Linked DNA regions of Homo sapiens: region 1 is linked to region 2. Evidence: chromatin contacts called from ENCODE Hi-C or POLR2A ChIA-PET data. All regions are on one chromosome and are shown on one strand. Each heading gives the region's core, a stretch centred on a gene start or an enhancer-like site at or near the end of the contact. The rest is flanking DNA. Distances are from core to core; before and after follow the strand shown. Region 1 holds the start of LINC00207 (long intergenic non-protein coding RNA 207). Region 2 has its middle 27 kb from the start of RTL6.

Region 1 (4,234 bases), core at 548-3,047, 45 kb before region 2:
GTGTTCCTGGACATGGAGGCAGCCCATGGCCACAGCTGTGCTGAGACTCAGGCCACTCAGTTCATCCCTCTGCATCCCTCTCCCCCTCCTCCCTAAAGCCCTGCAAACCTGCCTTCGTGGCCCTTTTCTTCCCTGATGAGGCTTTGGAATGAGCTGCTTTTTTTAGCCTCTCCAATCAGGCCGGCATCGTGCTTGGCTATTGTTAGCATCTCAGCTCGACGCCTCCTTCAGAAAGTGATGAGATCATCCTCCCAGAGGTCCACGGTCACCTTTCCACAAGGCTCAGCAACGTGCAGACCTCTCCTCCCATCCCCTACCCTGGTCCCAGGACAGGGACAGTGACAGCACTGAGAAGAGGAGTCAGGGACTGAACTAGGAGCAGGAAGGGAACTGGGAGTGAATGATCAAGGAGAATCTACTGTGGGCTCCGGACAGCGTCCTCTCTGCCCGCCAGCAACCCTTCCTTGCCTCTGGGGCCAGCACTTTGTTTTTCCCTCAAGGAGCCAGCTCACCTTCTGTGTCATGCTGTACTGACCCCCACGCCTTACCAGCCCATCATGCACGGTGTTCCCCTCTGGTTCAGTGATTGGATCCCAAGCAGGATGTGTAACCATCCATTCTCCTCTTTAAACAGAACCTGTTTTGTTGGAGTGAAAGTTTGCCCCCTTAAAAATAGGTGTTACCAGGTTCCCTTGCAGCTAGGAGTGGCCATGGACATAAGAGGAAGTCTGCCAGTTTAATTTCCCATAAAAGGGGATGGTCTCAGGGGCACACACCCTTCTTCCTGCCTGGAATGTGGATCTGATGCCCAGAGCAGGAGCAGCCACATTGCAACCATGAGGATAAAAGGTGCAAAGACTGGACTTTCTGACAAAGATGGTGGCACAGATGCACACATGTACATTTGCCTCTTCTTGAACCCTCACTAAAATGATGGTAAAGATCACTTTACGGACATTACCCTCAAGCAGAAAGAGAAAAGGGGAGGAGGCCCAAGCACCAACATTTTGGAGACTGGAAACCTGGTGGATGAGCCGTAACCCACTAGGTGAGCTTGAGAAGCTGAAACATGGCCGGCCAGCAGCATGCAAAGATGAGAAGCAACAATGGGCTGGGAGGATGGAGATGCCAGATATTTCTGGAGGGGAGTGAAGGAGGATTGTTTCAAACAACAGCAGTTAGTCTTCCTCTCACGGGAGGGACAGAGACAGAGACAGCTATCCACTCCCACTGCTTACACAACTGGGAGATTGCCCCTCCCTGAGCCTGGCAGAAACCCCAAGATTTATTATCAAGAAAGGGTCTGGCAGAGGCCTCTGGACTGGGGGATGCCACTCCAAAAGCAGGGCATGTACTGAGTATTGGAGACCCCCGCCTCTTTCTCCTTGCAGCCCCCGGAAAACCGGCAGCCAGGCCTCACGTGCAGCAGGGGGGAGCTGGGGGATCATTTTGGTTGGGGTCAGTTCCACTGACCTTCCTAGTGGAAATCCTCACACTCTGACCCCCAGTGACCCCCCGGGGAAGCAATCCGCCAGATCACCTGCAGTGGAGACCGCAGTCAGAAAACGCTACCCAAGGGCTCAGCACTTCCAATCAGCTTCTTTGTTTTTTAAATGAAGTAGACATTTAAATGACGTTTATATTCAGTGAAGTGCACAGATCTTAGCACAGTTTGATGAATTTTGGCAAACTTACTCCCATGTCACACGCCTCCCTCAAGGTAGAGGACATTTCTGCCAGCTGGAAAATCTCTCACCAGGTCACCCTCCCATCTGATCCCCGTCTCCATCGCCTGTCCTCCCCATCCCCTGCAGGCCGTGCTGTTCCGATTTCTATCAGCATAGAGGAGCCCTGTCTGTTCTAGAAGTTCATATAGATGACATCACACAGCACATACTCTTCTATATCAGGCTTTGTCACCTAGTAGAATGTTTTTGAGAGTCATCCATGTATTGCAGGCCTCAGGGGTTTGCTCCTTTCTGTGGTTAAATGATCTTCCATGGTTTAGAATGGAATATTTATCCACTCTCCTCTTGACGGACATTTGAGTTCTTAATAGTTCTTGGCTATCACAAATAAAAGTGCTATGAACATTCTTGTACAAGTTTTTATGTGGACATGTGCTTGCTTTTTTTTTTAATTGAATAAATAACTAGACATAGAATTGTTTGGTCACAGCAATTTTGTTTAACTTTACGGGAAATTGCCATATTGATTTTTAAAGCAATTGTACCATTTCACATTCTTACCAACAATGTATGCATTCTAGTTGCTCCGTATCTTTGTCAACACTTGTTAGGGTCTTTAAATTTTAGCCATTCTGGTGGATATGTAGTGGTATCTTGCTGTGACTAAAATGTGTACTCCCCTCCCCCAATGACTAATGGTGTTGAAGATGATTTTTATGTACTTATTTGCCATTTATGTATCTTTTTTGGTGAAGTGTTTGTTTAAATCTTTGTCCCATTTTTGGGAACTTTTAATTTTTTTTTTTTTTTCCAGACAGAGTTTTGCTCTTGTCACCCAGGCTGGAGTGCAATGGCGTGATCTTTGCTCACTGCAACCCCCACCTCCCAGGTTCAAGTGATTCTTCTGCCTCAGCCTCCTGAATAGCTGGGATTACAAGCATGCACCACCACGCCCAGCTAGATTTTTGTATTTTTAGTACAGAGGGGATTTCACTATGTTGGCCAGGCTGGTCTAGAACTCCTGACCTCAGGTGATCCGCCCTCCTCAGGCTCCCAAAGTGCTGGGATTACAGGCGTGAGCCACCCCGCCCAGCCGGATTTTTAAAATTATTGAGTTGTAAGAGTTCTTTTATTTTTTTTAACCTCTGAACTTTTTATTGGCCTCCTGCTCTCTAAAGGGTACCCTGCTTCTGCTGCCTTAATGTCTCAGAACTTTGGTGTCGTTGGTCTCAGACACCACTTTGCCATCCACTCTCTGGTGGGTGGTGGTCTTTGGAATGGTTTGCATGGAGTTGCTGCTGTCCAGGGCATCTCCAAGATTGAAGTCCTTGCCATCTTCCAGCAGGTGGCAGTAGGTGGCGATCTCAGCCTCCAGCTTGACCTTGATGTTCAGCAGGGCCTCATACTCCTGGGCCTGGCACTGTCCCTTTGCCTGGGTCTGTGCCAGCTCTGACCCCAGGTGCAGCAGGATCCCGTTGAGCTGCTCCATCTGCAAGGTGTAGCAGGCCTTCACCTCCCTCACGCTGTTCTCCAAACTGGCTTTCAGATTTCTCATGGAGTTCAGGTTGATCTCCAAGGACTGGACTGTACATCTCAGCTCTGTGAGCGTCATCTCAGCAGCTCCAGCCTTGGCAGACTGCGTGGTGACCACTGTGGTGCTCTCCTCAATCTGCTGAGACAAGTACTTGTCCAGCTCCTCTCCGTTCTTCCAAGCCAGCTCGTCATATTGGGCCCGGATGGCTGCCATGATCTTGGCGAGGTGCTGAGATTTGGGGATCTACCTCCATGGTCAACCCAGAGCTAGCAATCTGGGCTTGTAGGCCTTTTACTTCCTCTTCGTGGTTCTTCTTCATGAAGAGCAGCTCCTCCTTGAGAGCCTTGATCTCTGTCTCCAGCTGCAGCCGAGTGACGTTGGTGTCATCATTGACCTTACAGAGTCCATGGATGTTGCTCTCCACAGACTGGCACATGGCCAGCTCTGTCTCATACTTGACTCTAAAGTCATCAGCAGCAAGATGGGTGTTGTTGATCTGCAGAACAATGCAGGCATTGTCTACAGTAATTGCCAAGCTCTGAGCCCTCTGGTTCCTGATGGTCTTGAAGTAATGGCTCCAGTCTCTGACCTGGGGTCCCTTCTTCTCCAGGTGCTCCCAGATTTTGCTCTCCAGCTTCCGGTTCTTGGTCTCCAGGTGCCTCACTCTGTCCGGGTAGGAGGCCAGCAGTCGTTCAGGCTTTGCATGGTCTCCTCGTTCTGGATGCCTCCCATTCCTGCCAGACCCCAGTCATCCCCGCGGCCAGGCCTCCGGACTCCATGCTGCCCCGGAAGCTCGTGGAGCAGGACACGGAGATCCTGGAACCAGAGTTCCCAGTGCCTGCATAGACGCTGGCCACACTGCTGACCGGCCGGTGCCGTAGCTGGGCGCCTGGGCAGGGCCCAGGGATCGGTAGTTGGTGGAGAATGTGGAGCAAGTGGTGAAGCTCAAGCTGTCCGGGGAGGAGGGAGAGAGGACAGGGCTTGGGTTTTGCCCACCAAGAGTTCTTTACAT
Region 2 (4,298 bases), core at 1,441-3,940:
GCTCTCGGTGTCTCCATCTCCTCATCGGTAAAGTCGGGCTAACTAGGGGAGCAGCTACGGAGGGTTGCTGAGAGCATCACGTGAGAGGCTGTGAAGTGCCTGGCAACTGGTGTTTGCACTAGAAACACTCTCCAACAGGCAGCCTCGGGGCTCCTGCCGCTGTCTGAGGTCTGTGATGATGAGACATTGGTTCTGAGAGCCTCTGCTCCTTGGGCTGCCCTCCTGGCCCCATGATCCCCCATATCCTGCCTTCCTGTGGTCACCTGCTCAATCAGCCAGGTCCCTGGACCCTTGGGATTTAACCAAAAGGTCCTTAGAAGGGATGACAGCTACCAAAGATGTGACTTGGACACTGCACTTGCAGACGTAGCACTGCCAGGTGGCTATGACTGCCAGATGCCGCATGGCATTCTTCTTCGTTCATTCAACTATGTGCATGTGTGATTGGAGACCCTGGGGCCTGTCCATCCATGGAAGACGCAAAGGACACCTAGACTACAGGGGCTGCCGCTGCCCAGGGTGCCGCAGGGAGCACGGGGCTACCAGGTGGCGGTTTGTCTCTGTGCTATACTTTCACGTCATGTTCCTCTAATTATTTCCTTGAGTTAATTTACATTTATCATAGTTACAATTCAGTGTGTTGTGCTCCTAATTTGCAGAAACGCTTCAGCAGCTCAGAATTGATCCATTAGCGCACAACGGTGTGATTAAGACAGTGGAATGATGGCGAGAATGCAGAATGAGCTCGCAATCGTAAATCAAGTGAGAGGTGTCTGTGTTGGTCCTGAGAGGAGAACCTCCTGAAAGATGACTTTCCACAAGTGGCCCAAACACACAAGCATGAGTTAAAATATAGCAAATCCATGTTTCTGAAAAATGGATTGCATCATAGCAGTGAACTCACCCCTTAGACCTTGCACTTCATTATCTGTTGTGAAGCTTTGTCAAACAGCCTCCTGAAGTGGAGGAACGCTTCATCTCTTTTTCAAGGAAAGTGTGGGGATCTCTCTGGCAAGGAAATCGCATTTCAAGCACAAAACCAGGCGTGCCCATGAAAATTGAGTAATTTCACTAATAAAGGCTGAAATGAGACAAAAACAACACCATTCAAAGTTGCTCTTTCTGTAGCGAAAGCAGAGGAGGTGAAGTGGCTGCTGAGGAGGTAGTGAAAGCAACCCCCAAATTAGTGCCAAATGTGATGCTCGGGGAGAAAACTAAAGGACCAGCAGAATCCTCTATCAAGTGGCACTCTGGCATATTGTCTGACAGCACGGACGTAGAATGTGGAAGAGCAATTCCTGGATATGTGCCTGTCAGCGGTCACTTCTCTTTACCCAGGAAAACGTCTGCTGCAAAGAGGGTGAATCAGGTCCTGACAGGTTCGGTATGAAGCATGATGGTTTTGAGGAAAGTGATTGTGATCACAGCTAGCATTTTGTGAGTACGTGCTTGGGCCAGGAAGTGCTAAAAGCACTTTGCAAGCATTCAGTAACATTTACTTCTATTTTATTTATGTATTTATTTAATACGGGATACTTTTATTATTTAGATTTTATAACTAACAAGCCAAGGGACATGGAGGCAGGCTACCTTGCCCACGGTGACACAGCTAGCTAGCAGTGGAGAGGTGCATGCCCTGCCAACTATCTCCATACACACGCTTAACCACCATGCCAAACAGCTTCTGGTCAAACCTGAGGGAGAAGTCCCTTTTTCTTCCTTGACTTTTGAAAGCCCATGTTTCAGGAAAAGAGGTTTTTCACAGAGTTAAGTTATGAGGATGATAATTTTCTGGTAGCCATGGTGTGGACTGGAAAAGGCATGTTCGAGTTGGTTCTTACAATGTGTCACCATCTAATTCCCTGTAGGGGCAACCATCAAATCCGTGCCTGGCTGGGCGTCGGGGCTCAGGCCTGTAATCCCAGCACTTTGAGTGGATCACTTGAGGTCAGGAGTTCGAGACCAGTTGGCCAACATAGTGAAATCTCGTCTGTACTAAAAATACAAAAATTAGCCTGGCGTGGTGGTGCATGCTTGTGCTTGTAATCCCAGCTACTTGGGAGGCTGAAGCGGGAGGATTGCTTGAACCCAGGAGGTGGAGGTTGCAGTGAGCCGAGATCACACCACTGCACTCCAGTCCGGATGACAGAGTGAGACTTGTCTCAAAAAAAAAAAAAAAAAAAAAAAAAAAAAATTCCATGCCCTAACTTTGCCTCACATCGAAGGAATTAACGTGAATCACTGACAGCAGGACGAAGCACAGCTGCTGAGGCGTCTGAATTCTCCCTGGGAGGTCACTGACAGGAGGCACCACATTCTCACGAAGAGATTTGAAACGAAACAGCACATAAACCTCTGCTTCTTGACACGGATAAAGTGAGTGGATATCCCTGCCAGATGTCCAGGGGCTCAAGGAGGATCCATTTAGTGTCTGTTTAGTACCAGGAAGGCCCCGGACCCGTTGTTTCAGGCCAGGAAAGTCACAGATGCCTCAAAAAGACCAAATCATAGAACTGCTGGGAAAAGCAGTTGAGGATCAGACACAAGGGATCACATCCACGAGCTGCCACCAAATGTGAACTATGTCCAGAGCTGAGCACAGTGAAAAAGCGGGTGAGGAGCCCATTTCCTGTTATCTTCCTTGCAGCCTGCTCTCCAGCATTTGACTGAGTCTGGCAGTGGCAGGATCCGTTTTCTGCAAGAAATCTGTCAAAAGTGACTGCCTCTTGTGTGATCTCAGCCTGTCTTTTCCAGAAGGAGCCATAGTGTGCTGCCTGCCGTTGTCAAAGGTCGGGAATTGTGAGATGGGATTTTCTAATTCAGTAGAAATGAGGAGCTGGAAAGAAAAGGAATCCACAACTCAATCTCTCTGGCCTTGGGGCCATAGCCAGCTTGATACAAATTTAATCTCTCAAACTTATAGGAAACAGTCATTATTATGACTTGTTTTTCAGTATCACCTTCACTTCAATTGCTTTTAAAAACTGTGATGAATTGGCCGGGTGCAGTGGCTCATGCCTGTAATCCCAGCACTTTGGGAGGCCAAGGCGGGCGGATCACCTGAGGTCAGGAGTTCAAGACCAGCCTGGCCAAAATGGTGAAACCCCGTGTCTACTAAAAATACAAAAAAATTAGCTGGGTGTGGTGGTGCACGCCTGTAGTCCCAGCTACTTGGGAGGCTGAGGCAGGAGAATTGCTTGAACCCAGGAAGCGGAGGTTGTATTGAGCCAAGATTGTGTGATTGCACTCCAGCCTGGGCAACAAGAGCAAAACGTCTTAAAAAAAAAAAAATTGTGATGACTCTCTAGGGAAAACAATTCCCTGAACTGTCTGGGCTGGGGGACCTTTCTGACTTTTCTCTCGACATGGAGTCTTCCCTTTGAGAGGTCACAGCCAGGCTGGTAGCCTCAGGGCAGGGTGGGAAGTGGTCCCCACATCTGGTTCTTTGCCAGAGCTCCCCATCTCCGTGGCTGGCACCACCACCCACTCAGCCGCTCTGCCTAGAGGTCATGCTTAACATTTCCCTCTCCCTCATCTTCTTTTCCTGATTTATCACCAAATCTTGAGGACTTTGCCTCTTCACAGTATCCAGTCTGCCTCTCTACCCCCATCTTCACCGCAGCCCCTCATCCCAGGCCCCATCTCCAGGCTGGACCATCCTGACAGCATCTTCTAGGACATGCTCTGAGCTCCCCCAGGCCCACTGCCATTCAATGGCCTGGGCGGCTGCTTCGAAGCACAAATGGGCGCCCTCCCTTCTCTCCTCTTGCCCTTGCCCTTGCCCTGCAGACCTCTCAGTGACAGCTCCTGCCCTGCCATGAGCTGTGTAACTCACCGAATCCCACAGCAAGCCCATCAGGGAGGCGGCTCTGTGTGGGCCGCCAGGGAAGCAGGTGCTGGTACAGGTTGCAGTCCCAGGAAGCAGGGCAAGGCAGGTCAGGAGGGAAGCCTGCCCAGAGAGTGTTACTGTTGCAGGGGGTGCCCAGCCCCTCCAGGGCCCTGTGGCTGTGTAGAAGGCACCTTGACAATAAGACGCAGGGCTGTTCTCCACTGACCCCAATCCCACAAGTTGAGGTTTGTCCCGAAGGGTGGTGACTCCCCTCCACGTCCAGGCTCCCCATGGGGGGAAGGCTGAGTAAGCTCCTGGCTTCAGAAAAAGCCTGAAAGCACAGAGGTGGGGACATTTGGAGGGCACTAGGGGCGGGGCATGGGCAGTGGCCTGGGTCCCGGCATTGGGGGTGCTCTGCTGAGCCTGGCAGGGTGAGCTGAGGGGGTGGCGTGGGGCCAAAACGGTCTCC

Evidence for each region. Hi-C counts contacts between places; a loop is a spot of excess contacts on that map. ChIA-PET counts read pairs that join two places held with the same protein, here RNA polymerase II (POLR2A). Pooled maps may share reads with other maps.
Region 1: a map of heart left ventricle shows a loop between it and region 2 (1.9-fold over the local background). The contact joins the promoter of LINC00207 here to the enhancer-like site in region 2. A Hi-C loop is called at or near these places in 1 of 168 maps with a recorded cell type or tissue (heart left ventricle) and 2 of 50 pooled maps. POLR2A ChIA-PET finds 5 or more read pairs at or near these places in 4 of 52 experiments (MCF 10A, PC-9, SK-N-SH and 1 more).

Annotation. Positions count from the first base shown.
Region 1 is chr22:44,566,903-44,571,136 of GRCh38, reverse strand. LINC00207 (long intergenic non-protein coding RNA 207) reads right to left here and starts at 1,797. Exons shown (of 4, transcript NR_028411.1): 1 at 1,696-1,797; 2 at 549-637. It also overlaps the pseudogene KRT18P23.
Region 2 is chr22:44,522,648-44,526,945 of GRCh38, reverse strand. No RefSeq gene overlaps it. Among named protein-coding and RNA genes, the nearest start is that of RTL6, 27 kb to the right of the region's middle. Within about 2 kb of position 2,690, at least 8 of the 41 ENCODE cell types and tissues checked have a DNase peak (open chromatin) inside an H3K27ac peak, as active enhancers do.